5 separate regions of the Homo sapiens genome follow, and all the other regions are linked to region 3. Evidence: chromatin loops called from intact Hi-C (ENCODE). Cell type or tissue: A673. All regions are shown on one strand. Links, peaks and the distances in the headings refer to the core of each region. The heading gives the core; the rest is flanking DNA.

Region 1 (6,402 bases), core at 888-5,887, 84 kb after region 3:
TTATGCATTTTGAGGTGTGATCTTGCCCATATCTGGACAAGATATGGGCAAGATATGGCAAGATATGGACAAGATCTTGCTCATATCTGGGCAAAATGTGTGTGTGTGTGTGTGTGTATGTGTGTAGCATCAAATCTCTAGTAAGCCCAGCTTTAATATGGAAGTCATAAAGAGGAGAAATGAGTGAATGTTGCTGAAATTTACTTTATAGATGTTGCTTTTGGAAACCGCTGGTGAGCTAACGTACTATCAGTTTTGCAAACTGATCTTTAGAATCCTATAATAAATAAAAAGTTTTAGTTATAAGATTGTCATATGTATTGGAGGAATTACTAGAAGGGGGACATTTCTTTTTATGATGACTATTAATGGCTTTCTCTAGTTGCAAGTATGATCCAATATTTCCTCACCCGTTTTTTCTTCTATTTGTAATAGGCCCTGTGCCTTACTCCAAGAAGTGTTTCTCACCAGCGATTAATAGGATGCAACACACAAAAAGGGCTGGTGAATCTGTTTGTTACACTCTACTTACTAAGGCTATGGCTACAATACTCCAGTGCTGAAGTCAGTGAAAAGGCATCATCCAAACACAATCCAAGGAAAATGCAAGCTGATACAGCACAAAGATGCTTTGTTTAAGAATGGCAGAAATTTCCAGCAACTATCTGGGAGAAAAAAAATGCAGGATGGGAGGGAATGTAATCAAATAACAAAACAAACCCAAACTAAAAGAGAATCTTTATAAACCAGCACAAGGACACTTTGTTTTTAAGTGCACACAATGAATTTTAAAGATCTTTGTTCAGAAGGGAAATAAAGTATTATGAAGGACTGACACATTTGATGGATGGATGGTTTCTGAAAAACCACATTATCAATTACTTTTTCCTTGTTTGGCTCCAGTCCAGTAATTTTTATTTGAACAAGCCACATGCTAGCATGGTTTTGATTGCAGGAAGTAACTGGTTGTTGTTAAAGGATACTATTTCACTGATGAGCTTATCTCTTCCTCCCCCCTGCCCTTTCTGATGGGAATCCGATATGAAAGGCACAGCTTCAGTTGTTATAAACAGAGTCAGGGATTGTTTGATAGACCCACCCGTGTTTTGCTTTCAGCATTCTGTGGTACAATCCAGACAATGTATTCAGCAGGGCTTCAGAAAACAAAAGTTGAATTCGGCTTATTTCTGTTCTCAACTCTGACATGAAATTTTGATATCTCTGATGTTTGTCTCTCATAAATCTAAGTTTGTTAGCAAAAAAAAAGTTATGAATATTATATTCTTTTTTATATTAGACTATCTCAAGTGAAGCCTACTGAGAAAAAAGAATCTTTATGGAACAGTGAAGCTAAAATGTATCAAAGATCTTCTCAAACAATATAGTGCCTTGTACTAGCTTTGCTTGTTTTCTAATCTTATCAAAACAAGTATATCAGAACATTATTAGTGTAAATATAAGAAATACAGCTAATTAAGCTATATTATTAAGTACTCTCAGTTTTCCCTTGCCCTTAAAGAAAGATTTGGGGGCAGTCATCAGTGGACAGGAAATTATCTATGAAATCAATTGCTGACACACACAGGGCTGTGTGTGTGTGTGTGTGTGTGCGCGTGTGTGTGTGTGTCTGCTAGTCAAGATATCTTCCTTTATGATTGAATATTTTTTGCATGTTACCATGCCTGAAACTTAAACTATTTCTAAGTTCCCAGGGTATCATGGTAACTATAGGCTTTGGAAAGTTATTTAAGTATGTTTCCTAGTTCTATATTTTAAACACTAATTTTAGTGATTATTTCTCTGCTGAGAATTAAAAGTAAAAAGGTGGTCTTAAAGAATAGGCCATTTGATTATTCATCAGAACATGAAAACAATTCCAAATGAATTAGAATTTAACCTTGTTCAATGGAGGAAATATAAATTTAGCAACCATTTTGTTGACTTACTAATTCACATCAAAATTCTTCTAAAGATTTTGCAACATAGATGTATAAAATATATTATTAACCACAACTTATTCCCTGAAAACAAAATGAAGAAAGCAAAACACATTTCATATCAAAATTATGTATCTAAATATCATTTCTTTCTGATGTGAAGGCAGCTTGGAAAACAGCAAACAAAACAAACCCTTCCAGAGGAAAAAAAGTCCTGGGTTTGAATTTGCTGGTTGGCTGAACTTAGACAAGTTAGGGAACCTGAGGCTCCATGGATTCACCTTTAAAAAGAAGATGAGATGGAGATTATGGGATTGTATTCAATCATTTATATTAGGATGTGTGGCACACTCAATAAATGTTAGCTACCAATGGGGTTGATTACAGAACCTAGCTGTGGAATAAATATAAGTCCTTTCCAGGATATAAGAGAGCTTGGTGAGGCAAGATTCATATTAGAGACTTTCCAGTACTCTAAGTCTTTATATTTATAATATCAAAAACAAAATTATACATCCCTTTATATATTTAAATATTCAGTTGAATTACTAGTTAGTACTCTATTTGCCAATTCTTCCTCCCTAAGCTATGACTTTGTATATATTTGGTTTTAATAATTAGTAAAGTTCTAGTTGTGTATGCAGTAGCTTTACAGATAATAAAAATTTAATTAAACTTACTTTGATGCAACTTTGATTATACATTTTCCTAAGCATTGCATAAATAATTCAAAAATGTATGTGACTAACATCCCTCATTCATCAAAAATCTAAAGTTCTCTCAAATTTTCAAAAGCTAAGTGTTAAATGTGGTTGTGTTCAGGTATTTTAAACATCCTGCTCTAGAACTGATAGAAAATGTACAGTTAACCATACTTTTTGCCCAGTACAGTTATTATAGTTTTTTTTTTTTTTTTTCAGATAGAGTCTCCCTCTGTCACCCAGGCTGGAGTGCAGTGGTGCGATCTTGGCTCACTGCAAGCTCTGCCTCCCAGGTTCACGCCATTCTCCTGCCTCAGCCTCCTGAGTAGCTGGGACTACAGGCGTCCACCACCATGCCCGGCTAATTGTTTGTATTTTTAGGAAAGATGGGGTTTCACCATGTTAGCCAGGATGGTCTCCATCTCCTGATCTCATGATCTGCCTGCCTCGGCCTCCCAAAGTGCTGGGATTACAGGTGTAAGCCACCGCACCTGGCCATTATTATAGTTTTTATAGGTTAGAGGAGATCTCTGAATCTAATTTTTACAACATGATTCACATGTTTACTGTTTTCAGAGCAAGTTGTTAGAGAAGGATTGCTGGCCAGCAATGTAAATGTTATAAAAATGTTTCCAAATTTAATTTGCAATAAATATCTGACAATTCATTCACATTTTCAATGTCTTATGAAAATATATTTATATATGAAAATTGCGATCATAATAAATAATTTTCCGAATGATTAATCACATGTTAAAAATTTCAAAGAATATAAGTTCCTCTAAGGATTTAAAAATAAACTGTTTCCTTTCAAGAAAGCATAAGGACCAAATTTCTTAACCTTATAAAGGAAAAAGTTCTTTATTGCTTTTAAGTCCTTGATGAAAGTCATTCCTGGAGATTATAAGATTATTTTCAGAATGACTTTCCTTTTAAAAACTGTAATTTCTCTTTAATTTCTCACTGGAAAAATTATAAAAGGTGCCTCAGTCTGGATTACAAATTGGGAATGGCGAGTTATTTTTGCATTTCTCTCTTTCATATAGATGTTGCAAAAATTAGTCAGATTCAGAAATCTACCCTAAGCTATAAAAACACTACACAGTAGCAGCTGTACGGGGGAAAAGTATGCCAATCATGCTAATCATAGATTTTCTATGAGGTGAGAGTAGATGAGGGAAGGAGAATTGCTAGACTGAATGGTGACTGAGTGGCCTCTGCTACTGAGCATTTCAAAGGGGCAGATATAACCAAGGGATGGGGATGGTTGTTATTCCACTTTCAGTGTGTGCCCGTCTGACTCATTAACTCCCTCCATCCCCCAAAACTTCAGTAAAGGCATTCACACATGGCTTGGGTCACGGTACTTCAGAAGAGTACGGGATGTCCCAAAGGGTAGTCTGGTGTGGAAAATGGACAGATGAGCAGGGGGCATAGAAGGGAGATCAAGCTTTCATCAGAAACAAGAAATGACAGAGAAACAGAGGTACTCCCACAGCAATCCCTGGAGCTACTGAGAAGGATGTTGAACTTCTTATTGTACTTGGGTTGATGGTGAGTCATTCTTGTCTAAAGCTATAAAAACAAGGAATCCAGCAGAGGCTGGAGATGAGGGCATCCATTTCCTGACATATGGGTTATACTGATAACACCTTTCTATACATACACACTTAGATTGTAGAGTTGGTGTGTACCTGTATTGATACATACACACCAACTCTGAGCCAGGCCAGTCACTGTTCTCCGAGTTACAGTTTTCAAATTTTTAAGATGGTCACACCACCACCTGCTCTCCCCATCCAACAAGGTTTTGGAAGGAAGGAAAAGGCATGTGGAAGCACTTTGTAAAGCACAAAGCATAATAATCATTGTAAGGCATTAAAAGGCAGCTCTAGGCTGGGCGCCCTGGCTCTCACCTGTAATCCCAGCACTTTGGGAGGCTGAGGGAGGTGGATCACTTGAGGTCAGGAGTTCTAGACCAGCCTGGTCAACATAGCAAAACCCCGTCTCTATCAAAGATATAAAAGTTAGCCAGGCCTGGTGGTCACGCCTGTAATCCCAGCTACTCAGGTGGCTGAGACACGAAAATTGCTTGAACCTGGGAGGCAGAGGTTGCAGCTGAGATCCCACCATTGCATGCCAGCCTGGGTGACAAAGGGAGACTTTGTCTAAAAAAAAAAAAAAAAAAAAAAAGTCAGCTCTAGTAGAATAGAAAAAAAGTGGAATTTGAAAAGTCAAGTTTGATTCCCAACTTGTTTGCTTTACTACTTGTATAATCTTCAAGAGGCCATTGGTTTCTGTGAACCTAGTTTCCTAGTCTGTAAAATGGGGATTATAATACCCATTCTGCTTCTCTGCTGGTACCTTTACATAGTACCAGAGGTAATAATATGTAACAACACTATGTAAACACTCGGGGTTCATATAAAAATAAGGTATCAAATGGTCTTTCTTGCAGACATATTTAATAAAAACCTATAATAAAAGCATTCAAATTTTGTTCTATATAAAAGCAAGGAGCAGAAGCAGAGGGTGTCCCCATGAATGAAAATTTCTCAGAATATCATTGTCTTTTTGAAAAGTAGTAGTGCACTGGACTAGATATTACACTGTGAATGATGGCTCACTCACACTATTTTACAAGGATTGCTATTAAAGGAAGTCATGTGATTTACCAGAATTGTTCCGGGCTACATAATATTGAGGACAAGTCCTGAATTGAATTATAGCAGTAGGAGCCCACATAGTAGCATTAAGAATATAGTTCCTTACAGTTTAGATCATTTTATGAGACAACTAATCAATTTTCAACAAATGCGTCTGCAGCCACTTTCCCCCAAATAATCTTCATTGCAAGAGATAATTTTTTCAGAAGTATTAAAAAGGGGTAAGGAAAATATAATCAACCTCAGCAGATGATCCTAATTCAAAATCCATTCCATATGACCAACTCTGAGATGATAAAATACAACATTTTTTAGAGCAGCAAATGTTTGCATTTAGGGGAAAGGGGTTTAGAGATCATACTTACCTCCCTTAAGGATAAAACACAACATAGATGAGACCAGAAAGGTTAAAGGGGTTACCCAAAGTTAGCCAGATCATGGTAGACCGTGAATTGACCCCCAGTTCTAATGAAAATAATACTAGACTTTCCAGCCAAGCGTGGTGGCTCATGTCTGTAATACCAGAGCTTTGGGAGGCTGAGGTGGTTAGATGGCTTGAGCTCAGGAGTTAGAGACCAGCATGGGCAACATGGTGAAATCTCATCTCTACCAAAAATACAAAAAATTAGCCAGGTGTGGTGGCCTGCACCTGCAGTCCCAGCTATCTGGGAGGCTGAGATGGGAAAATCGCTTGAGCCAGGGAGGTGGAGGTTGCGGTGAGCTGAGATCACGCCACTGGACTCCAGCCTGAGCAAACAGAGTGAGACCCCATCTCAAAAAATAAATAAATAAAAATAATACTAGACTCTTATGAATTATTTTCTTGTACAAAGCAGTAAGATGTTTACTTACACTTTCCTACACCTACCCCATTCCCGCACCACTCATTTCAGAAAGGAAATGCGCAGATTTTCTCCTGTAATGTCTGCCCTATAGGCTGTTGTGATAGTTAGCAAGAGTGGGAGCCTGTGGAAAGGCACGGCAAGAGCAGCTGCATAGGTGTGAACCCTGCTGTTAGTTGAAAGTAAAAGGACTAGGGCTTCAGCACTGTGCATCTCTTTGGAACTTCCTTACTGAGCCTTCAGACACTCTGAGGTC
Region 2 (6,402 bases), core at 926-5,925, 190 kb after region 3:
CTTATGTGTTATTTAGTCCTGTCCTAGAAACAAATTTTGAAATAAAAATCTTATACCATAGGTTATGTTTCAGCAATAAAGTTGGCCATACCATTAGCCAAGTAAACACAGTGGTTAGAAGTGAGGAAATCATTTGAGGGGTTCGGTGGTAGGGTGATAAAGTATGCCTTTCAAGCATTTAACGTTATAACTCTTTCAATTTCCCAAAATAACAAAATAAGATGGTAATTTGAAATTAAGTGTTTTAGCATTGCTATTGCTTTTTAATTATTTGTTTACAAGACTTTTAGGTATTTATTTCTACCATGTATTTTACTATTTACAGTTATCAAGGAACAGTTAAGAAGTTTTGTTCTATGAATCTATGATGCAGTAATTTGTTCAGTATTAATTGATACCTGCCTCTAGGCATGTAAACTGTGTGAAACGTAACAGGTGTCCTAATTCTAGAAAAATGTGTGGTAATTGTTTGTTTGTCAAACAGATGAATAAATATCTTTAGGGCATAGCTGGTCCTCAGGTGGTGAGCATAAATGGATTAATGATGTGAGTGACTCGGGGAGACACGCTTGTTTTGCAGCACCCTCCTCCGCCGATCGCTGAAGCAGAACAAATACTAATTAACAGGGGCGGCCTGGTTGGCAGGTTGGCTTTCTCCAGCTGATTTGGCAAAATGGTTTATTCCTTTCCCTCCATAAACCATCCCTCTTAGTTATTAGACATTTTCATACTGATGTTTAGTTAATTTCTAATTTTCTTAATTAGGATGCATTTCATCTCTTGCAAAAATATTATAACGTTTATAGTTAACATTTTTAAAAATTTAGAGGGGCCTAAGATTTAAGTTTTAATAGTTGACGCTTGAATTTCAAAAACATTTGTTTCTCAAAATGTAGATAATTCTTCCAATGGAATTATTCCAAAGAATCGTTCACCATCTTTTTTTTGTATTCTTACAGTAACACTAACCCCACTCTGGAAAAATTATAAAATCACTCATGGGGTAGTTTAATACTCTTGTTCTTCTTTCTTGAATTATTTCTGCAACACTTTCCTCTGTCCAACTTATGTATTTTGTTCTGTGGTGATTTGAAGTAGCTCAGCTATCTTCTGGGTTAAAAGACTTTCTACGCGTAGGACCCACCACTTTAATAAGGGCTGTAATTTTGGACTTAGAGAGTCATATCTGATTACTGCCATGGCAACTGCCTTGTGAAAGGGTTGAAGAGAATTCAGGCTTCATGAGAGAGTAATAGAAAGGAAGTTTGCTGAGGAGCTGAGTAGTACTTTCTGAAAGAGTTTTTGATGCTTTTAAATAAGGTTGCTGTTAAATGAAGATAATACAGTTATTTCAAAACTCAGTAATGCTGCTTAGACTTGGCAAATCAAAACTTGAAATGTTAGCATTGAATACTTAGTTGTTTTTCTTTGAATCTAAATATTGAATAAAATAAGTCACATTGCTTTAACTTTATCAGATTATTCATTATTTAGAACCAATCCAATTATTTTTGTATGTAATAAATTTTACTGCTTAAAAACAGTGTAAGCTGAGAGTTCTAGTATTGTAATGTAACATAAGAAATTCCCGCTCATTTGTGATAGTTGGAATTGGTGGTTAAGTACCCTCCTCCTCCCAACCCCTGGGTTCAGTTTTGCCTCTAGTTTTCCTTCACTAGAAACTGGAGAACAACACACACATACATGTAATCCGCTCACGTGCGGTCCACCTTTCTTCCTTCACACTGTTTAATATTCCATCCCCTCTGCATCCACTAAATGTTCGTGAAAAGCTTACACTTTCCCTCCCCTTTTACAGAAATGCAGGCAGTGAGGTGGAAGTTAAAATGTCTTAAGTATTCTTGTTGTAAGTGAACTTTCTAAGATATGGTGATAAGGGTGAGCATGAGGAATTCTTTTTCATGGAAATGGACTCATTATTTAATTGTATCATATCCTGAAGGATTCTTGAATCTTCTTTTTTAAATTGCTACTTTTCAAGTTGCTGACTTCAAATTTGAGAATAGAAGAGGGCTGGGAGAGGGGAGGTAAATAAGTTAGTGATGCCACCCAGTGAGAGAAGCCAGTAGGCTTATATAATAAGATCTCCTTGTTATTTATTGCTCCTTATGGTCATTTTAATTATTCTAGAGAATTTTGAGAATTCTATTCACTTATCTTTTTTTAAACTTCTGTTTTTGTGAGCGACATTTGGCCTTTTGAACAACAAAATAAAATTGGAAATGCTAATGTTTTGAGCCAACTAAAGGAGGAAAATAAAAATGTCACCATGGTAACAAAGCTGCTTTCTAGATGGTTTCCTAAGATATGCCTGAACTAGAAGCAGATGTCTGATTTGAGAATCTTGCCTCCTTCGATGTAAACAAATAACTTCTGGGCAGGTGTTGGAAATAATATGGAAATCCTATTAAGGGGCCCCGGGTTCCTGTCAGTCAGGAAACCCGTGCCACAAAAGGGCTGGTTGTCGCATAAAGGAGCAGAGTAAATTCTCATTAGGCTTGAGCTTTTCCCAGGAAATGATTGTCTCCGTGTGTTCTTTCTCCTGTGAATCTGAATGTAAGCTGTTGCTTCTATTGATCTATTCACTGGCTTTATTTTTCTCCTCTTCATTCCAGATCCTCCCTCGCCCCCACAAGCCTGTGTTCTCCCCCTCACCCACCCCTTCCCTTTAGATTAACACTTGATCTGTGCTACTGCTCTGAGAGTCGTGACATTTGTGATTTTAACCTCCCAACCTGGGTGGGGGTGGGGGTGGGGGTGGGGGTGGAGAAGGAGGGGAAAGTTAGTCTTGTTCCCTCAGCCTTTTTCACAAAGACTCTGGCTGATTGGGACTCGCACAGCTAGCGGCAACGGCAATCATGAAGACCATTCTGTGTACATTTACTTGAAGTTATATTTTTATGAATTAAGCAGAAACTAAAAGCTTGAAGAGACAGCTTTTTAGGAACTTTTAAAAACATAGATAGTTGTCTGGTAAGCCTCTGAGGCTGCCCTGTCCAATATGGTGTAGCCACTAGTCACATGAAGCTATTTAAAGTTAAAATGAAATAGAATTTTCAAACCCATTTTCCCAGTTATATTAGCCACATATCGAGTCCTTAGTAGCCACACGTGGCTGTAGAAACTGCCAAAACGGCAGAGATACAGAACCTTCCCACTGCTGCAGAGAGTTCTATTGGATGATGCTGCGTCTCTGACAGACTCTGATGAGGCTTGCTGGTTCTGACATTCCTTCTGGCTAAAACTGACTCCTGATACTCAAAAGCAAGGTTCCCCTGGTTTCATAGAAAACAAGGCATGTGTGTATTCGGGTTTGGGTGGTTGATGTGGTTAGCTGCACTAATATAGTAGTGATCTTTAAATGGTTGTAGATTTTTTTTTTTTGGTCACGGAACTGGTTGAGCAATATAAACATGGGTCTTCCCAAAATGGACCCCTAAGAGATGCAATTTAATGTTTCTAGATAGAAAGTTGTGGCAGTTTTGGGGGGAAGGGAGGAGTGCTTGAAAGCTATGCATAAGGGTGCTCTTTATAATACTCAGAAGGTTAAATGTGGATAAACACAAAACAAGGCTTCAGAAAAGCCACACTATTATTATGCAGCGTTTCTCGGACTATAGTCCCCGAGACGCACTTCATAAAGCCAATAAAGCGCGCACTGGTGGTCTCCCGTTGCCCTAGCAACGGGCCACGGGGCACAGTGTATGTGAAATGCATGAACATCTGTGAATTAATCTTTTTTAGTTTGTTCTTTTCTTGGCACTGATTGGACCACTCGGGCTTGTGCCTGTGACACTGCGTGCAGAGGGGTAATCTGGAGCAGTCCCCAGGGCCTTGCCCTAAAGTGGATAGTGGAATGGAAAGTGAAGGGAGATTTATCCCGGCAGTGCATTCAGCAGTGCAGGGATTTAGCCTGACAGCACTCTCAGCGGGATGTTATTAGCTTACTTTCTGGTGCATGGGGAAATGAATAAAAATTTTTCTAGTAAATCTGGGCATTATTGGGTTTATTGGGTTGCCCTGAAAAAATAATCTGCAGAGAAAATTGAAATAATCACTTGTGTTTGTACCACAGTTATCAGGACTTGAAAGCTGAGTTATTCCACATCCTTGGCCCAGCCCCCGCCTCAGGGATTATAACCAAACCATATTGGACTGTCACTGCTCTGAATGAGACTCCTGAATTGGATGCGTAGGCTGGAATCTGATTTGATGATAAAATCTGTTAGTAACCTAGTCTGACCTTATTTAGGGAAATTTTAAACTAAGCTGGTGACATTTTTGCCTTTGGGAGAATAGAGCAAATAATGACTAAATACGTAAGCGTCCAGGAACAGTACTTTTGTTAGTTAGTCCCCCACCCCTGACCTCTTCTGTTCTTTCCCTCCTCCTGCCTCCCGCTGCCACTTCTTCCCTCCCTCTTTTCAAATTGCCATCCTCCTTCTAGACTTCAGCATGACTGTACAGACTGTGTTCAGTTCCTCCTGTCAATACCAGATGTTCACTTGTAAACTGTTTTGCTCACCCTTGTCATTTTCAATTCCCTTCTCTTTTCTTCCTTTTTTCTCTTTGTGCCTCCCTTTTTTTTTCTCTCTCCATTCTTCCTTATGGGTCAACCCTCTTTCCTGGGGAGAAATGAAAGAAGAATATTACATATGAAATGTTTCACGATGGATGTAGTCTATTTGGTTAATTGTTAGGGTGAAAATTTCCTTTATAACAAATGTATTAAAACAGAAGTTCGATTGCATTAGTACTGAAAGGTATTTAGGTGGGAAGAACTCCTTGTCAATTCTGTATATGTTTTCCTTTGATTATTAAAAAGGCACAGCTATACCTCTGTATGTAGCTGAGAGATTTTTCTGATTTGTTTTTTGTTAGACAACTGACTAAAAATTATATTAATGGTTCCTGACTTTGAAACCTGTTGGTATTGACAGATGAACTTGCAGTCCAAATAAAATATTTAAATCAGTAGGTATTGATTCAGCAGCTGGAGGGCAAACAGGCCTGTACTGCATTGGGGGTGCACAGTAAAGATTAGATACAATCCCTTCCTTCAAATCATGTTCCTGTTAAAATATGGAATTGCGATATGCTGCCTTCTGAGTAGAATAAAATATATTAATGGATCGTTCCTCTTCATTTCTCAGAGCTTCTGGTGAGTCCTGAATTCTTTAAAATGTGCATATAAAACCAGTTTATGATGATGGGAGGACTAGCTCTGAAGGCAGTCTTCCCAGGAAGCTGCCCGGGCTGATGTGCAAATGCATGCAAACATGAACCTTTAGCAAACACTGACAGTAATGCCAGTGGCAACGTTCTGTCGACTCCCAATCGGGATATGGGCCTTTTACTCGAATTCAGAAAGTGTTTTGTAGGAATCGGCAAAACAATTGAACTACAGAGCTAAAATATTTATCATCTGATTTTTTGGCACTTGAATACCCTCACTTGCTTTTCAGGTGGTTTCTCTGTTTTCAAAATTAGTAAATAATTTTATTTGTTTTTTTGCTGCTCCCATTTAGCTCTGATGATATTTTCTTCTTTCAAGAGTATTTTTAAAAATTGCCAGCTTTCTAGTTGTTACTTGAAGCCAGCTTCAGAAGTAGAACAGTTAACACGGATTATTAGAGACCTTTAGAAGGAAGTAAAATTCTCAAATTTTATTTCTATGTCTTGGACTGTTATTTGGTTTTTGAAAGCACAATTTTTTATGCCAAGAACTAAAAATCTGTAGACACTGGTGGTAAAAAGTAGAAATTCCACAATTACAAGTGGCAGTGAGTAAACTGGCTAGAGTGAGAAGCAGGAATGAGGTGGAATGAGTATGAATCTCTGCTGTTTCCTTCATCTGTGTGTGTGTGTGTGTGTGTGTGTGTGTGTGTGGGTGGGGTTTTTTTTTTTTGTTTTTTTTTTTTTTTTTTTTTTGAGAAGGAGTCTCCCTATGTCACCCAAGCTGCTGCTGGAGTGCAGTGTCATGATCTCGGCTCACTGCAATCTCTGTCTCCTGGGTTCAAACGATTCTCCTGCCTCAGCCTCCCAAGTAACTGGGATTATAGGCACGTGCCACCACACACCTGGATAATTTTTTGTTTTTGGTATTTTTTAGTAAAGATGTGGTTTCACCATGTTGGCCAGGCTGGTTTCGAACTTCTGACCTCAGGCGATCCACCCACCTCAGCCTCCCAAAGTGTTGGGATTACAGGCGTGAGCCATCACGCCCCACCCCTTCATCTATTTTTAACAGTTTCTTAAAATCTCTGTCATGTTCCTATGTACTAGGCTGGTAAATAGCCATAATTCTTGAATTTTATTTTTAACTTTTCTACTCTTACTGTGTTTTAAAAGCAGTAATAGAAATAAAATCAGCACTTTAAT
Region 3 (6,402 bases), core at 854-5,853:
CGTGGAAGGGGACCTGAGCGGTTCCTGCTGCTGGCTGAGGTGGCCAGCTTTTATTCTGTTATTTGTCCCCGCCCATGTCCGGCTGATTGGTCCATTTTACAGAGTGCTGATTGGTCCATTTTACAGGGTGCTGATTCGTCCATTTTACAAACCTCTAGCTAGCTGCAGAGCACTGATTGGCGCATTTTTACAGAGCACTGATTGGTGCATTTTACAAACCTCTTGTAAGACAGAAAAGTTCTCCAGGTCCCCACTCGACCCAGGAAGTCCAGCTGGCTTCACCTCTCAGGAACAGGCTCATATTCTAACGAAACATATATGTCTCTTCAGCAGTGATGAAATTGCCATATAAAATGCACACCTGACAATTAGAATAGCACCAAACATTTGAATCCATTTGATGCTAAGGCTTTTTCTCAATATCCAATTTGTAATGCTTATGAGTCAGGTCAAATGGAAACATTGCACAAAGATCATGACTATAACCACAGCCACTTGGAAATTAATAACTTTTTTTAAAAAAAGAAATTTCTGGAAAGGAAAACCTTTAGAAAAGATGTGGCTCTGAAGCATTTATCCTCTAAGTCTGTAATTGCCCTGATCAATGGAGTTTAGCTCCATGAAAGTGAAGGCTTTCCCCAGAAGATGATGGAGACCGGCCTTGTCCTGCAGCTGTTTCATAAAGGCCTAGAATAAATTTCAATTTCAATAACTTCATTGGCATGACAGGGGAGACTTGTTTTGTGAAGGTCAATATAACTGAAGCCCTGTCTAAGAATTGGTCTCTCCCTGTCCATATTTGGACTATGTAACAGACAGCTAAGGCCGCAGCTGGCACTTTTTTCCCTACCTTCTTACCCTCTACCCTTTCTAATTTTTCTACAAGGAGTGTGTTTGGGAAAGGTAAGCGATTTCAGAAAATATGCTACTTTTAAATGTCTCCAGTTGTTGGACTTTTGCCAAATGTTGTGGTCATTGAGCTTGAAACTGATAAATCTGCAGAGAGCTTGTGAATTGACCTTTTGGAAAAACAAGCTAGGATATCTGTAAACTGTTTCTTTTCTGGCACGGCAAGTGGGAATATTTCTACATTTGTGACCACTGCCCATTTGAAGACCTTAAATGAATGGTCAAGTCAGGATTGGAACCTGCTATGGTGAAAAAAAAAAGGTCAAGAAATATATATACACCGGCCAGGTGCAGTGGCTCACACCTTAATCCTAACCCTTTGGGAGGTTGAGGCAGGCAGATTGCTTGAGCCCAGAGGTCAAGACCAGCCTGGATAACATGGCGAAACCCTGTCTCTACAAAAAAATAGAAAAAAGCCAACATAATAGGACACACTTGTGGTCCCAGCTATTCGGCAAGCAGAAGTGGAAGGATCACTTGAGCCCGGGAGGTGGAGGTTACAGTGAGCCAAGATCACACCACTGCACTCCAGCTTGGGTGACAAAGCCATACCCTGTCTCAAAAAAAAAAATATATATATATATATGTGTGTGTATATATATGTATGTGTGTGTGTGTATATATATATACTGCTCATCTACAGTGTGTTCATGAAAGTCTGGAAACATAGGCGAATTACATATAATGCCATCAAAGACATCTCCAATCTGTAAGACGAATAAATAATATGAAATAATATTAATATATCCTTGCTAATGTCAGCAATTCTTATAATATTAATAATATTAACATAGATAATATCATTTTCACCTATGTTTACGGACTTTCTGGGCACCCCGCACAATATGACCCCAAATGTAATTTTTAACATGTGTATATATGTTATATATTTAAAACACCAGAAAAATATACAGCAAAATTTCAACAGTGGTTTTCTCTGTGAGGTGAACTTATGTAGCATTTTAATTTTCTTCTTTACTTATCTGATTTTTCCAGTGTTTCTAATATCAGCATGTGTTACTTTTGTATTGAGAAAAAATTAAAAATAAAAAACAACAGAATGCAACAGAATAAATTGTGTGTCCACACCATTACTGTACAATGCACTGGTAGGTAAACTATACAATAGACCTGTTTAGATACTTGGAATAATGGTTGTGAGACCCACACTTTGAAGATACATGGCATGTTTTAAGAATTTAGAGAGGAAAGAAGCGACAGGAAAAGACGAGTAGCAAGAAATATCAGAAGGTCCAAATGTCTGTCTCCTAAGGCATTTATAAGAACCTCTGTGCAATCATTTTCTCTTCATGGGAAAGGAAAGAATGTGATAGAGTGGTTTCTTCATCTTTGATTTCTTCTGTTTTCTTTGACTATATCACCAAAAGCCTTCTGGAAACACACTTAAAGATCCATATATATTTAAATTAAATAGAATATGCTCTTGAGACATTACCAGAAAGAGTCACATATAGATAAATCATAGGCTTGTGCTAGGCATTTTTAAATATAAAAGTGGTTTTAATGTGTGTGATAAAATAACAGAAACAAACTATTGGTTAGGTTTATGAGGATTAACAGAAGACAATATGCTTGTGCTAGTCTGCAACCAGTTCCAGGAGAGTTATTGTGTAATGCGAATGTGTCTATGTAGAATTATTACTATAATCTACAGCAGTGGTTGGACCCAAGTTCCCCCACAATAACACAGATTGAATTATGAAATCTAATAACTTTGGAGAGAGCTTTGTCCTGAAACTGAATGTGTCCGGTGGTTTTTATGTCTCTCAGACCTCTTATAGATTGTTTTCTCTGCCACAATTTCTATAGCCTTATAAAACTTCTCATATGTTTAACCTGTATGCACGAAACCCATGAGATGAAAGTCCAATACTGCCGAGGTAGCAATTGCTTTCCCTGTAAGGAAGACCACATGTTCCCATAAACTTTAAAGGCAGAGCATAATTTTACTTTTCTCTCATGGAATATTTCTAATACTTAAGTGTATACAACATGACCCAAGCATATTTGAGGTATATTCAAAAGCTGTCCAAGGACAAAAGTGAAAATATTCAGGAATGCAAACAGTTCTGTGTATTCATGAAGGGCTGGCCATTCCATCACAGAACACTGACTTTATGTCTCATTGGCATATGTTTCTCTTGCTTTTGAGAAAATGACTTGTAGGTTATTGTAAGGAAAGAGTTTCTATTCTGTAGATGTTGCCACTAGCAGATGAAGACCTAAGCCCTCCCCAACCATCTTCCCCAAAATAACTACTGTACCACAGCAGCACCACACCGTCCTGTAGTCCTGTACTGTACAAGACACCACACTGTCTTCACCAAACCACGTCTGAATAGAAGAACTCCACAGAGCAGTTTGATTGAGATGACCATGTTGCTTGCCATTTCGGTACATTTTTAATAAAAATTCTTTCACCTTGATCAATCCATGCTCTTCAATTTAGAACTGAGACACATTATGATACAGTATTAACACTTGAAATCATCTTATAACTGCTTGCTTTCATATTTGGCATCACTATTGTACCACCTTAGAAACTGCTTCTATTGACCTTTAGATTAAAAATATGTTGAATTATCATGATTGACACTTTTAAAATGACTCATTCTTGCCAAACACAGCATAACAACTTTTTAACATTCCCTTTTCTTTACAACTGCCACAACTTTCATTATGTGAAATATGGCTGTATTATACACCACCTCTCATTGCCTAACATGATTTTTTTTCAGAGTTCAGGAAGATTTACATTTGGAGCTAAATGTTTCAGTGATTGCTCTGTTGGGTTTCATTATACCAGTGTAGTTAATCAAAGCAAGTCTGGCCTTGCTACCATGATTCACTGTATGGTTTTTTGAACTTAATCATTTACACAGAATGAATATACACATTATCACCAGGGCTGGATTTCTTTAACAGCCTGCATGACACGGTACTGTAATGCCTTTGTCAACTGCTAGTTTTCCCAGGGACTCTGCAGTTTGCTGGGGGTTTTGATAAGACATTTCACTGATGGGCTTTCGGTTAGAAAAAGGCAAGTGGGAAACCCCTAGGTGGAGCTGCAGAGAGCAGACGAAAGGCCCACTGACTTGTGTATCACCAAGTGGGGCTAACGGGGAATCCTTTCATTTGTACAGAGTGTTTCTTTTCATAGTGTGTGTGGTCTTCACAATCATAATTAACAAGTAACTTTTCTTCACTCTCATTCCTAATCCCATCATAAATTATTGGCTGTTGGCATCTGGGCAGGGTTTGGCAGACCTTGAATTTTAAGTCAGCCTGAGAGAATTACAGGGATTGTTGTCTCTAAACTGAAGAAGCTAATTGTATAAGCATTAACACATGTGAACCAGGCCTACCAAGCCTAATTTCTGAGCAGCCAGAAACGATGCTCCTATGGACACCAGATTCCTTAGCAAAAAGCAGACTTGCATTTGACCAGAACCAGTGGAGAGCCTGTTCCAGGCCCATGGAATCCAATGTCAATTTTTCAGGAATTCTATGAGCTGGTTCTTAAACGCCACCATTATTTAAAATCAAAATATATAACCTTTTAATTAAATAAATTATATTTTTAAAAAGATGGTAAATACTCAAAACTCATCACTTCCTAAATATTCTACCCCGTCATGCAATTTTTTACACCCTTGGTTATTCGTGTCTATCATATCTGGATGGGGGAAATGCTATGGAATTTCACAACTCTGCATTCAGTGTTGTCATGTTGGTAGACTGAAATCAGCCACAATGGGAGTATTTGTATCATGGAAATAACAAATGCTACAAACCAAGGCTTCATTTGTTGCTTTGCCTCTGCCTTGTGTGTAAGGGAAGTACTATTTAATTTTACCTACCAGAACACTAAGTCTCAGAAAAGTTCAGTAAATGATTTTGGCCCTAGGATTCCACTGCAGGGTTTTCTGACTTTGCAAATCCATTATCTTAAGTCTTCTGTTCTATACCTCCCTTTAGCGGGGTTTTCCTGCCACTGTACTATATACACTCATAAAAACTCTCAGTGGCATTAACTGCTGTTTGGTTGGTGTATTCATTGTATGTCTTGGGTAAGGTATAACAAGTATGTTTAAATTGCATATGCGTTTTTTTTCCAAAGAACCAGTTATACATTTACCAACATTTCATTATCCAGGGTTCAAGCCTTGATTGAAACAAATCTACCCCCAGAACATACTGAAAAGTACTTTCTGGAAATAAATATATTTCTGTTCATTAAAAAATCCAATTACTAGAATTTACAAGTTATTAAACGTCTCATTGCTTTTCTTCAACCACTCTTTCAGACTCGGCATCACTACCCCTAACTTTGCTTTCCGGCATTTCTCAAAATGTTCCCATTTGGTTTCAACATTTAAGCAACATGAAGGCTATGGAATCAGAAATGTGAAAAGGAGGCAGTTATACAGACATGCAAAAATGCACCAGCCCGAGTGCACAGGCTTAAGGGTATGTGCACTTACCCTTTTTTGATTTGAAAGAATCAGGTATTGGACTACCTGAGCCTGTCTTCTTTGCATGCCATTCTGATTTGCTTTCCATGGAGAAAACGACCCGTCTATGGGAAACTGGGGTAATTTTTCAATCAAATACTGCATTGCTGATATAGGATGAAGGAAATGGGTGGCATGGTTGCTGAGAGACAGACTGCAAGTCTCATAAAATTATATTGGGCCTACCCACTTCTGTTTCAGATTTCCGTAGCATTCTTTGTGAGGATAGTCACAAAAGAAGTACTAAGTTGCTGTGTGTGTGTGTGTGTGTGTGTGTGTGTGTGTGTGTGTGTGTGTGTTTATCTTACCAGCTTTGTCTGATATTTAAATTTTGTTCGGGTGAAAGAATAAAAAGTACACATGCTCTATGAGTGGAACCTCTCTAATGGAATATTTTATCCCCAGCCCCATATGCAAAGCTCTTTAAATGGTGATTCAGAAATCTGACCTGACACATTTCAGTCTTTCTGTTCATCATTGGTACCATACGCAGCAAGAATTACCTTCAGCTTTACTGCTGACCCTGGAAGTCACTGTACTCTCACGACTTTATCTACAAGGGCATGAAGATTGTTTCTTCAAAACTCTTAGTCACGGCAAATACTTTCCACGTGTGTACTGCCATCAACATTGTTGCCTGTTTGGTAGCTTTTGATGGAATGAAACTGACAAGTTTCTGCCTCACACCTGACTTGAGAAAGGCCCTTAGATACTTACAATGGAAATTGTTTGGAGTGTTGCAGTTAGATACAAATCATGCTCTAACTTTCCAAGAAGCTTTGTTACAACATGCAAAACAAACAAAAGAAAGGTAGCAAAACTCTTCAAGCAGTTAAAATTGTTACGCAAAAGCAAAAGCAAGTACAGAGGGTAATAGAATTCATTGAACTGTAAAACCTAAAAACAAAAGAACTGAATTCAGCTAATCACAAATTTTGTCAATTGTTGATTTTTTGTT
Region 4 (6,402 bases), core at 493-5,492, 470 kb after region 3:
TGGGGGACCCTTTTTAAAAGCATGACAGAATTACAACTGACAATTGCTAGGTCTTCTGCAAGAGCATTGGTAGCAGGCCAAGCAAGTGAAAGAGTTACCTAGAAATTGAGTTTCCTTGGCTTTTCAGCAAATGTGTCTCCACTCTTGATGCATGCTTCCTGCCTGCCAGCTACTTGGTAGGCTCTTGTGAACTGACATCTGCCAGTTTGGTCGTGGAAAATTTGATGATTCTTTTGGATAGATGATGGTATGAAGTTAGGTAAGCCATCCAAGAAGTTTGTGGTGGAGAGGGTTTGCAGCTCCCCTACAATGCCACTACCTGGTACAATGAAAGGAAGTCTCAGACTACATTCTGTCACAGACATGGACAGTTATTAAACAGATATTCGCTAGCAAAGCAGGAACCAAAAAGGAGGGCAGGACTAGTGTGAGGTGACTGAGACCCTTGCCTAGGGCACAAAATATAACGGGGTGCCAAAAAATTCAGTCATCAAAATAATATTTTAATATATTATTTTTTAAAACCAAAATCAATGCAATAGACACATGATGAAAAAACGTACAAATTTTAAATAAAGATGGGATCAATATCACTGATTTTATCTTCTGCCTCAGACTTCAAAATGGTTTTGCGTGGCACTGCAAAGGGTTGAAATCATCTCTTTTGTTAGCCCAAGAAATCCCAGTTCTCCATTCTTTGAGATGGTTCCAGCATTCTTCTCATGATAGGTTGACCCAGGCTTCCAGAGTCAGTACTTTGCATTCTGGCTGGTGTCAGACAAACAGAAATCCTCTTAGATAGCAGGCTGAGTAGGGCTCAAGCTTGGGTGCCATTTTTGAGGGTGCAGGTGAGGACCCTCACGGATTCTTGGACCTTCCTTATGCACGAGATTAGAAAGTGTCGACATCGTGTGCCTAGTTATTACTCTGTGTATCTGGAATAGCTAGAGACCTTGTTTCTCACTCTGCTAACTTCACAATAAGAAGCCATTCCTGACGTTCACTTTGAGGAAGGGTGAGAAGTTACAGCTGTGCGCGTGGTGGCGTCCTCTGCTGTGTGACTCTTCCTCATCAGATTGCCATCTGACTAACCCATCTGTGTGTTCTGGGTAGGCCACCCTTTCCACATTCCCGATTAGCATCTAGGCTTCGGCTAACCCTAGTGACCATGTCTCACTCTATTTGCGGGAGTAACTTAAAGCAACGTAGGCATCTGGGCTCTGGGATAGTGTGAGAAGCACAACAAAGCCCTCATCCTCACAGAGTGAACATTTAGCAGGGAAGAGCGTTCATGAAAAAACAGACAAACATATGTTACAATATTCTAATATCAGGTACTGATAAGAGCCATAAAGAAAAATGAAGCAGCATGGAGGGATAGGGCTGGATGAAAGGTGTTATATTACTTAGGGTGGTCAGGACAGTCCTCTAAGACAAGTGACATCTGAGTGGGGACTTGAATGGGGTGAAGCAATTGCTTTGCAAACATCTGAAGCGAAAGACAATTTCCCGCAAAAGCAATATAGCAAGTGCACAGGTAACATGTGTTAGGCAAATTATCACATTTATGTTGTGAAAGATCCAAATAAGAAAATAGAAAGCAAAGAAAACAAAAGCTTCCTATATTCCCACTCATCCAGGGTAGACACTTGAAGCAGTTCCTTATGTTTCCTTCTAGACATTTTCCTGTACATGTAAAACCCTATACCTGTCTTTACTTTCTCCTTCCTTTTTCCCTCCTTCCTTTCTACATTTTCTCTCTCCCTTCTTTCCTTCATTTCTCTTTCTGTTTTAAAAGTAGAAGGTACCATACCCACTTCTTTGCAGTGTTTTAACAATTTTGTATTGGTTTTTCTTCAAGATCTTTCATTTTAGCATAGTCACTTGCAGAGCAACCTCATTCTGTGATAAGTGTGCTATGGTACGGATGTGTCCAGATTGATTCAACCGGTCTTTGGTAAACAAATTTTGTAGTTCCAGTTCTTTATTATTAAAAGCAATACTGTGATAAATATCCTGATACATATTTAATATATATATGTATGTGTGTAAGTATACCAGTGCATGTGTCTCTTGCTAATCCTCAAGTGGGAATGATAGGTCAAATGGAATGCACTTTTCTAATTACGATATACATTGCTGAAGTGCCTTACAAAAGGTTATGCTAATTTAGATCCCTGCCACACTTTATGAGAGTTCCTGTTTTCTCGTACTCTCACCAATATTAAGGAATGAACAGTCATTTACATCTTTGCCAGATGATAAATAAAAATTACATCTTCTCATTACTATAGTTTGCATTTCTTTTATTTTTAGTGAGGTTGAATATTTCTTCCTATGCTTATTGGCCACTGATTGTGGGAAAGTTGCTAATTATTAATTGAGGATAGGAATTCTCACCTATTTCTTGTCTCATATATAGGGCTGCCACCAGCACATAGTACATCTTGAACAGATTAGAAAAATGTGTCCCTTCCTCATGACACTTTACTGCCATCTACCAGAAAATTGCTATTATAGATAAACAAATCAGGGATGATTATAGTTGTGAGTGATTAATGGGGCTCTGTAGAGTTGTGCAGTGCTCAACCCACACATCTGTATGAGACAGCCCTGCTAATATTCAGGCTTAGTTTCTGATTCTCAGCCAAGATAGCTGTTGTCATCTTGACCTCTCTAGCTTTCGTTCCTTGTGCCTTAGCTCTCTGACTGAGTCTAGGACATAGTCCCCTGCCCCACCCCACCCCGCTTTTTTCCCTAAATCCCTTGGGCTGTCTTGGTTTTTCCTTTCTGGCTCATTTCATCTGTCTTCAAACTTGAGTCCTTCAGTGAACTGGTTGGTGCCCTTTTGTCACCTTCTAGACAGGAAGAAGTAATTCATATTTTTCTATAAAACTTGTGAGTCAGAGTCACAGCTCCACCAGCATTCCTAATGCCTAGGAGAATTTCTGTGACCATGTAGCCCATTTCTCTTTAAAAACACTTATCATTTACTTTCTTCTTAGAATGCCATTACCCTTCTAGGCTGTTGCACAATACATGTAATTATAACATTGATCTGAGTGCTTACTAAAGGCAGGGCACTTTTCTCAGCTCTTTAAACCTGTGAACTTATTTTTTTTTATTTTCAAAACTGAATGAAATTGATACTAATTACTATTCATATCACTAATTACTATTTCTACTATTAGTAGTGTTTTTAGAGGCAGGTGGACAAGGAAAAGGAGGTGGAGATAAAGGAAGCAAAATCTAGCAAATGTGCGCTTAAGGTTTGGAGCAAACATCCCATTCCTATCTTTTTAATAAGGGAGGGCACTGAGTTTACCTACTCAGAAATATAATAGAGGAGCTTAATGCCATTGGGAAAACTCTACAACAACTCAACCCGCAAGAGGCTTGAGATAATTCAAGCCCTTTAGCTTCAGAATAAACTGATGAGGCTCACAGAAGGCCGTTTTCTCGGGAAGCAGGTCCCTGTTGACCTCCCTTTAAAAGTGTACAAAGTTCATGGTTCCCCACGATCCACTGAGCAAATGTCACATGCCTCTGATAAAACTCAGTCCAACGAAAAATCAAGCAGGGGACTCTATTTGAAAATACCCAGATGAAAGCGTGTGTATATCTGTGGCAGGGCCTGGGGAAACGTTGTGAGGAGCACAGTACATCCAGTAACATGTACTGGAATTTGGAGGCTAAAAGCAGCCTTGGAAATCATCTGACTGAAGACTCTTATTTTCAAAACCTGGAAACTGAAGCCCTGGAGGTCTTAGTGACTTGATCAAGCTCACACAACTGTTGAGCGACCCACCCTGATGCCTAGAATTATCCCTTTCCCCAAATGACCTGCCCTGTTAAATGTGGAGACAAAGGTCTTCAGTTTTAATGTCAGACCTGTTGCTGATTGATTGTGCCACATTGGGAAAATTAGTTTATCCATATGCCTAGGTATTAGATTTCTAAAGTTTCTTTGCTCCTTAACATGCAGTGACCCAATTGTAAGTATTTTTAAAATTTATTATTATTATTATTATTCCTAAACCTAGCTCTTTCTACAACCATTGGTTTTCATATCCATTGACCATCCTCTAGGGGCTTAAGAATGGCCCCTGTGAAATGTCTTAACCTGTGTAGGCAGCCGTCGTGGGGCCCAGCCAAGAAGGTGGATAGTGTGGAGCTTTCTCTGAGCAGTGCTTTGACTAGGAAAATGGCCAGCAGCCAGCATCCAAAACCAAACAATTGTCAGATGGCTAGGGAAAGAAAAATAAATGTTGAGCAAAGCCAAGAACTCAATAGCTGTTTCAGTGCAGCAGAAGGCTTCCTTTATGTCTATTTCAACTGCAGCATTGGAACATGTCTGAACTAGAGGGACCTACCATTTCCTGACCCCAAATGCCTGGGCTACAGTGGCCTGGGAGTGTTCTGTCAATCATCTGCCCCTCAGCCCATGGAGCTTGGGCCCTTGGGAACACCACCAGTGAGGGTAGGATTTCTGCTGCTACGCAGGACTTTCTGCAACCCACCAAGCACGTTAAGGATGATTTTTGAGCTCTTGCTACCCATACTGTCTGCACACAGTGCTGTACTCATGCTTTTCTTGACGTACAGAAGTGTGTCCTCAAGCTCATAGGGTCTTTTTGATGACATATGTTTATTTCCTTGACCAATTACTCTCTGCATCTACACACTACACTGTGAGGTTGACATCTTTTTATTTTTCCTAGATTGAAAATATTGGATAAAAAACTTATTTTCACTCTATTCCTCAATCTGGGAGACAGGATTGCTTTCCACCCCCACCTCTCTTTATTTATGCTCATACTTGTGTCTGTTTTTACATGTTGTATAGGGATGTTGTGATACAAATATTGTATATTTAGGGACATCCAAACTCCATCTGTGTAGAGATTTGATCCTGGAAAATACAATATAGCCAATTCAGATTTTCTAGGTAGTAAATTTACTTACAAATTTCTTTCTCTCTTATTTTTCCATATCTTTTTTTCTCTTCCTCATATCTTCCTCTCACCTCTTTTTCTTCTTTGTTTCATTAAATTTCTTTTCCTTTGTATCATACTTTGTGAGAGTAGAGCACAGTAAACACATCAGCAGAAATAAATTTCACAAATGCATATTTCCTTATTGCTATCATCTTATATTTAATAAAGTTTCTCATTAAAGAGGAGAGGCAATTGTGAATTTTTTTAATCTGTGACAGATGAAAATAAGCTATTTTATCTGCAGAAAATCTTAGCAATAACCTGAGGATAAATGAAGAAATATCTGTTTTGAGTAATTCTCTCAAACACAAATGGCTTCAAAGCTTTCAAGTAAATGTGTTTATTCAGTGTGAGGCAATTGGGAATAGTGAAGTCTGTGGCTGAACTAGAATGTCATGCCTAAAATCATTCAAATTTTCTTTTTTTTCCCCATCACGTTAGCCACTCAAAATAACTCTTTTGACTTAACTGGATGCCAGGGCAGTAACACTGCCTTAGGTAATCATCACTTCTATTTTATTCCATTTCTCTGGTGAAGCTGATGCTTGTCCTAGAATAACTTACTTAAGATTATGGTGTCCCTTACCACTGTGTTGGTCATGTCACTCTCCAGGGCTCCTCATTGGTTTTTGAAAGAAGGGAACATTTCCATGGCATTTAATGTTCTTCCTGATCTGGCCCCAACCTGCTTTTATGTTCATTTACTTTTCTCTGTCCTTTTTAAATTTATGATAACCTAATTTACTCACATTTTCTTTTTTCTTGTTTTGGAATAGGATCTCAGTCTGTCACTCGGGCTGGAGTGCAGCGGTGCGATCTCAGCTTACTGCAACCTTCACTCCCAGGCTCAAGCAATCCTCCCACCTCAGCCTTCTGAGTAGTTGGGACCATAAGGTGTGCCCCACCATGCCTGGGTAATTTTTTGTACTTTTGGTAGAGATGGGGTGCTGTCATGTTGTGCAGTCTTGTCTTGAACTCCTCGGCTCAAGCCATCTGCCAGCTTCAGCCTCCCAAAGTGCTGAGATTTAGGCCTGAGCCAAGGCACCCAGCACTCATATTTTCTTAAACATACCCTACTCTTTTCTTTTTTCTCATCCATGGGCTTTTGCTGGCACCACATCTTTTCCCTGTCTTTGTGGACACTTTTCTTTTTGGTCAAGGCCTTGATTAAGACTGTTCGTACTGAGCTCTAGAAACTCCATTCAAATCCCCTTGCTCTGCGCTCTCCTGACACTTTATGTAAACCCTGTTAAGCTAGGATAACATACATCCCAGTTTGTTCTGGACAGTCACTGTTTATGTCTGTGGTCTCAGCTTCATTATCACTTTGTAATGGTCATGCTAATTATAAAACGTAATTACATTTCTGCCTTATGTTAAAGTTAGATGTGGTTTATGTCCTCAT
Region 5 (6,402 bases), core at 532-5,531, 690 kb after region 3:
TCCCAGGTTCAAGCGACTCTCCTGCCTCAGCCTCCCGAGTAGCTGGGACTACAGGTGCAGCACCATGCTTGCCTAATTTTTGTATTTTTGGTAGAGACGGGGTTTCTCCATGTTGGCCAGGCTGGTCTTGAACTCCTGAGCTCAGGTGATCTGCCCACCTTGGCCTCCCAATGTGTTGGGATTACAGGTGTGAGCCACCACACCTGGCCCTAATTTTCATTGTTAATGGAAGAAAGAAGCATAAAACTCTAGGAGTAAGAAGACTTTGATTAGCAATGACTTCCACAGGAATACATTGTACATATTTTCAGATACCTGTCAGAGTATTAATACTGGGTCTGATTGATCTCTTGGACCATCACATCCAGAGCTGCATTTCATCAGTGGTGTGAGCTAGCCTCATAACCCAGAGGTCAAATGATGAAGATATCACTGGCTAATTCTGCTTTGAAAAAGTATACATAAGTACAGGGCATTAGACTGGGAGGTGGGAGGTCTGGGACCTAACCTTCTTTATGCCACCAATGTCCTGTTACCCATAGGACAAGCCTCTTAGTAACTACTTGAGTCATAGATCTCATAAGACTATAAAGTTTTGCAATTTTCTAATTCTAGTTGTCTCACTTAGCTCTGTCAATTCACAGTAATATCAGAAAATGAAATTCTGACAATATCATTGTTAATAACATAAGTATGGGAGAAACCAAAGAGAGGTCTACAGACACTTTTGTGGCTACTCAAGTATCTCTCCAATAAAATTGATTTAAGAAAGGACATGTGCAAAAAGTGAAAAGACATCCAGGTAACAAAAGGGAAATGGTACTAATACAGCAAAAATTCAAAATAAGATAAAACATGTAAAATGCTAAATTAAAATATGAGTTATGATGAGAATGAGAAAAACATTGATGGCATTGGCTGACTGATTGGCATTACCTAAACCCAGACAAATGGAGTCCCTTCTATGAGCCCTGTGCTTTAGAGGATCCCACTCCGGTCTGGCCTTGGTTACTCCCCTCCTGTTTGAATGAGGAGATCAGGGATCTAGATCACATGCCCACATGGACCAGATCCTATGTATCTAAACCATGATCTAGGTAGCTTGGGACCCTGAAACTTCCTGCCAAAGCTTCAAGTCTGCTTTGAGTACCTGCACAGGCCTCTCCCCTAACTCTGTCCTCCCAAGGACAGGTGGTCAACACATAGCTGTTTGTAGGGAATGAAACATAGCCTGTATGTGTGAGCTGAAATATGCTTGATAGTGTTCAATATGGAGTCAGGGGTGGGAAGAGGAGTAGGGTGGGCCTACTGCTGGCTTTACTGGTATGTAACCTGTGTAATCATACAGGCATCCACACAGAGAAGGACTTCAGACTTAGTTTAGTACTCTGTTATTGCTATCTTGCTATTCTTAATAATTTCATCCTTGAACTTGTTCTTCACACATCAAATCTAGTGAGAAAACTAAGCGTGCACATGAATAGAGGAAGTACATGACATGTGGACATCCACTGCCATTCTTTACCACTGCATTTGCATACGCCGTCACAGTGCCTCATTGGCATGGAATCTAGTAGACCCACAGTGAACAGGACTTCAGTGAGACTCGAAGCAATACAAGTATACATGTTAGGTCTATGTCTAAGTGGGATTGCTAACAGCCCTGATAGGCTAAGCTTTTCATCTGAAGCAGAACTTGCTTTAAATGTGGAGAGAGTGCAATTGCATTCTAAGAAACACAAATTATCAAAGAACTCTAGCATATTCTTTATTGTGCATGTTAATTCTCTTTATTAGCCAATCATTTACAATGAAAATGATGACATAGAAGGAATGAGAAAGATAGGACAATTCATAGTTCCTTTTCCTTTTAGTACTTCCTGACTTATCAATAAGCCAAAGGCAGAAATTTTTGTAGGCATGTACACACAAAAAAGGGAATGAAAAAGGAGTTGAATTAATTTTGTGCAGTTTTCCACTATTGTGTTAACAGTGAAATATATATTCATGTATGAGCTATGCAATACAAATCTTATCACTTAGGTCACTCTACAAATGAGTTAAATGTGCCTATATTTGCATATAAAGCTGCCATTGTACAATATAAAAAGGTTCACTATAAACATTTTACAATATAAAAATATTTGCATTTAAATTGGCATTGTGTAACATGAGGATATAAGATTCATGCTAAACACTTAAAATTTTAATTGTTCTTTATTCAAATAGCAAATACAAAAACCCAGAACAAGTTGAAAAAGAAAAGGAAAAACTTCCTATTTTAGTACATTTAATCATATTTTGCTTCTCCTTCTTAATAGTGGCCTTGCATTTATATTTTGCACTGGGCCCTATAAATTATGTAGCTTATTCTGGTTGGGAGGCTGTTGATGATGACTGGCTCTTGCATTTGACTTTATATTATATAAAAAATTGGATATGTTTCAAAATTTTAACCAGTCCTTTAAAGTTCTTTTTAAGGATATTTTCAAGAGAAGAGGAGAAAACCAACCTAACAGATTCTGGTAGAATTATAACTTATCAACATTTGCATATATGATATGTGGGGATTTGTATTTTCTCTTGTTTCAGGGCCTGCAATTATTAGCTGTGGGCTTGCTCTTTGGAGCCAGTGGTATTATGAAAATAAAGGACAGTAAGAATTTTTGGTTTTTTGGGAAGAGAGAGTACTGACACAGGCTGTTTGTTGCCTCTACAAAATCCAACTGTATCAATGTCAGAGAAAGTAAAGGAATGTATCTCTATTTAAAAAATGAATGTTAAATCCTACAGAAACTCCTGGGGAGAGGAAGGCAGTTGTGACCTGGCATGGAATGGCAGAAGTAGTCTAGGCTAAAAGAAGGCTTAAGCTAGGAGTTGCCATTAGGAGATTGGTTAGGAGAAAACTCTGGAGTGGTGCTGCTTCAAAAAAGAAAAAAACACCTGCCCAGCATAGTTTTGTCTCCAGGTTGTAGCAGGGCATCATTAAAGTCTGGCAAATGTGTAAATAGACTGCCTGAGCCTTTAGAGTTGCCTTCTACTTTCTCCTACATTCTGAAAGTTATATGATTGAGAGGTAAAGCCTTTGAAGAAGAGCAATGTCCAGGGAAGACAGACAGGGGGAATTGCAAATGTTTCACGTTGGGCAAGAAATAGGTAAATTCAAGCCAAGATCATTGGACTAGGGATCATCCATTCCAAGGCAAATCCTCTCTCCTTAAATTCAGTAAGAGAATCAGAGAATAGAGCCTCGGCTTTGACCACCCCTCCTTGAGTACAAATTAACAACAGAAGTCATACCCTAGGCTACATACTGGGAACCTACAAGTGGGATGGCCATATAATTTATTATTAAAACCAGGACACTTTTGAGTGTAAAAAGGGGAAAAATAATTACCTGGGCTCAGTTGGTATAAACTGAGAATGTTCCAGGCTAACCAGGATACATGGTCACTCTACTCAAAATTTCATTTGAAAAAGCACCTTTCTGGATGAACAGATTAGAAAAAGTATTTGCCGCAAGATGGACAAGTTGTAAGAGTAAATTAAAAGGCACAACTTCTGGGCAGAAAAACTAGAAACAGGTACTAATTTTGGACCCCCAAATTAGGAAAAGATATTACCATATGTCCTGGCTTGACAAGTGAATGACTCCTTTGAGTGAAGAAAAGTTCATTTTGACTTCTGGGAGAATGTAGCCCTGTGCCAGGGCACCAACTTGGTGATGGAGCACAGGTGCATTTCAGGTCTCCTGGCCCTTTCAACTGTGCATGCGTATGCAAGTTTCAATTGGCAGAGTCATGTATGGTGGTCCTGCTTATGACCCGAGAAGAATGTGAGCACCAGGGACTGTAGCAAGGCATTTGAGGAGCACGCAGATCATACAAAAGAGAATATATCAAAATGATAATTTCAGACTTAATTAAAAATAAACGGTGCTAGATTTTAAAGTCAGCATACTAAGTAGTTGGAAAACAAAATGCAAGAATAGTCATAATCTGAAGCAGGAACAAGCGAGATTAAATAAAAGCCATTAGTGAATACCATGAAAGGTCACTGGATTAAAACCGTAAAGTGTTGCAAACAGGATAGGAAAGAGGAAAACCCCACATTTAAAAAATGTGTAAGAAACATTAAGAACACTGCAAAGAGAACATTCAAAAAGTCACAGAAAGAAAGAATGAGTAGATGAATGCTACATCGATAGATCTCATGTGAACATCAGGTTTCTGAATCGAAATGCAGTTCTTAAGATAATGAAGTAATAATTTTAAAGTTTAGGAGGAGAATTGATGGAAACCTTGAATTTTAAAGCCTGCTAAGTTAACATTTGCATGTAGTCACAATGAAGATATTTTGGGGTACATAAAACATCAGAAGGTTTACCATATAAAAACGTCATTTGAAAACACTTGTTAAGATAGCATGTCATAAATAAATAAATAAATAAATAAGCTCTGAAATATACAGGAAGTATGGTAATGGTATTTTATTGTCTTAAAAAATAACGGTCAGATCAAATGGCATATTCGTAATAATTCACAATTAAAAATCTTAATGAGGAAGGTAAGGGAAGCCCAGAGAAAGGTAAAAATCATGCTATATTGCTTTTCTTATTTGAGGGACATTATAGAGGGATGTTTGAAATACTCATGTGGAGAAATGAATATAAGTAGCAGTCTTTGTGATGTTCTTAATGTTTCTTATAATTTAATTTGTATTTAACCACAAAAAGAAAAAAGTGAGAATGTATACCTTTCAAATAAAAAAAAAGGAAAAAACAATCTTTGCAATGAAAGCCATATAGGCAGGGGAAGCAAAATGAAATGAAAGTGAGAGAAATGGAAAATATTAAGTTAAATGGCCAAAGGAAGTCCTACTATAATATTAACTAGAGTAAATATCAATAAGTTGAATTCAATTACCAGACTACTGGATTAAAAATACAAGATCTAACAACATGCTGTCTGCATGAATCATACTTTAAATAATAGGACAAAGAAAAGCTAATTATAAAAAATAAAAAAATTATATTAAGTCAATATGAACTAAAAGAAAGCCATTAAGCCATGCCTCAGAGACATTGTGGGTTAGGTTCTAGTCCACAAGAAAGTGAATATTACAATAAAATGAGTCACTCAAAGTTTTTTGTTTTCCCAGTGCATAAAACAATAATGTTGACCTATGCTGTAGTCTATTAAATGTCTAAACATGTACATACCTTATTTAAAAATAATTTATTGCTAAAAAATACTAATGATCATGTGGGCCTTCAGTGAGTCATAAACTTTTTCCTGATGAAGGGTCTTGCCTCAGTGTTGATAGACACTAACTGATTGGGGTTGTGGTTGCTGAAGGCTGGGGTGGCTGTGGCAATGACTTAAAGCAAGACAACAATGAAGTTGTTCATATCAATGAACTCTTCCTTTTATGAAAGATTTCTCTGTAGCATGCATTACTGTCTGAGAGCATTTTACCCACAGTAGGATGTTTTTCAAAATGGGAGTCAAGCCTCTCAAACCCTGCTACTGATTTATCAATTAAGTCTACATAATGTTCTGAATCCTTTGTGGTCATTTCAACTATGTTCACAGCATCTTCACCAGGAGCTGATTTCATTTCAAGAAATCACTTTCTTTGTTCATCCATAAGAAGCAATTCCTCATCTTTTCAAGTGTCATCATGAGATTTGAGCAAGTTGGTCAAATAGAATTAGAAGCTCCACTTCGAATTTCTCTTTCTTTTGCTATTTTAACTAAGTCTTCAGTTCCTTCCTCCACTGAAGTCTTGAGTCCCTCAAAGTCATCCGTGAGGATTGAATCCAACTTCTTCCAAACTCCTGTTAACATTGATATTTTGACCTCCTCCCCTGAATCACAAATGTTCTTAATGACATCTAGAATAGTGAATCCTTTCTACAAGGTTTTCAATTTACTTTGCTGAGATCTATCAGAGAAATCACTATATATAGAAGCTATAGGCTTACAAAATGTATTTCTTAAATAATAAAACTTGAAAGTCAAAATTACTCCTTGATCCATAGTCTGCAGAACGGATGTTGTGTTAGCAGGTGCATTGTCAATAAGCATTAGTATTTTAAAAGGAATCTTTTTTGGGGGGCAGTAGGTCTCAATGATGTGCTTAAAATATTTGGTAAATCATGCTTTAAAGAGCTGTACTGTCATCCAGACGTTGTTGTACCATTTACAGAGCACAGGCAGAGTAGATTTAGCATAGTGTTTAAAAGCCCTAGGGTTTCTGGGATGGTAAATGAACATTGCCTTCAAGTTAAATTCAACAGATGCAGTATTCTTGCCCTAGTCTATTTGTATTGCTATAAGGAATACCTGAGGCTGGGTAATTTATAAAGCAAGGAAGTTTATTTGGCTCCTGGTTCTGCAG

What was found. Hi-C counts contacts between places; a loop is a spot of excess contacts. Peaks named below come from ENCODE experiments on the same cell type or tissue, not always from the same donor. Only the 100,000 strongest peaks of a DNase experiment are listed, where the experiment ranks them.
Region 1: a loop joins it to region 3, with 2.5 times the contacts of the local background. A loop is called at or near these places in 22 of 110 quality-filtered maps.
Region 2: a loop joins it to region 3, with 2.7 times the contacts of the local background. A loop is called at or near these places in 4 of 110 quality-filtered maps.
Region 4: it touches region 3 in a loop (2.0-fold over the local background); 14 of 110 quality-filtered maps call a loop at or near these places.
Region 5: a loop joins it to region 3, with 2.3 times the contacts of the local background. A loop is called at or near these places in 11 of 110 quality-filtered maps.

The regions. Positions count from the first base shown.
Region 1 is chr9:79,559,002-79,565,403 of GRCh38, forward strand. The region is part of intron 1 of LNCARSR (lncRNA regulator of Akt signaling associated with HCC and RCC); the gene reads right to left. Among named protein-coding and RNA genes, the nearest start is that of LNCARSR, 5.7 kb to the right of the region's middle. In A673, for the core only: no CTCF peak of the experiment used is centred there; no DNase peak of the experiment used is centred there.
Region 2 is chr9:79,660,288-79,666,689 of GRCh38, forward strand. The region is part of intron 8 of TLE4 (TLE family member 4, transcriptional corepressor); the gene reads left to right. Among named protein-coding and RNA genes, the nearest start is that of TLE4, 92 kb to the left of the region's middle. RefSeq lists an enhancer at 918-3,332. In A673, for the core only: no CTCF peak of the experiment used is centred there; DNase peaks (open chromatin) are centred at 2,434 and 3,854; H3K4me3 peaks cover 1,099 bases; H3K27ac peaks cover 2,030 bases.
Region 3 is chr9:79,474,666-79,481,067 of GRCh38, forward strand. It overlaps LOC124902328 (a long non-coding RNA gene), which reads right to left and starts at 5,497. Exons shown (of 3, transcript XR_007061902.1): 1 at 5,415-5,497. RefSeq lists a silencer at 3,997-4,046. In A673, for the core only: a CTCF peak has its summit at 3,974 (motif pointing right); a DNase peak (open chromatin) is centred at 4,016.
Region 4 is chr9:79,942,670-79,949,071 of GRCh38, forward strand. The region is part of intron 1 of LINC01507 (long intergenic non-protein coding RNA 1507); the gene reads left to right. Among named protein-coding and RNA genes, the nearest start is that of LINC01507, 120 kb to the left of the region's middle. In A673, for the core only: a CTCF peak has its summit at 2,505; no DNase peak of the experiment used is centred there.
Region 5 is chr9:80,162,558-80,168,959 of GRCh38, forward strand. No RefSeq gene overlaps it. Among named protein-coding and RNA genes, the nearest start is that of LINC01507, 340 kb to the left of the region's middle. In A673, for the core only: no CTCF peak of the experiment used is centred there; no DNase peak of the experiment used is centred there.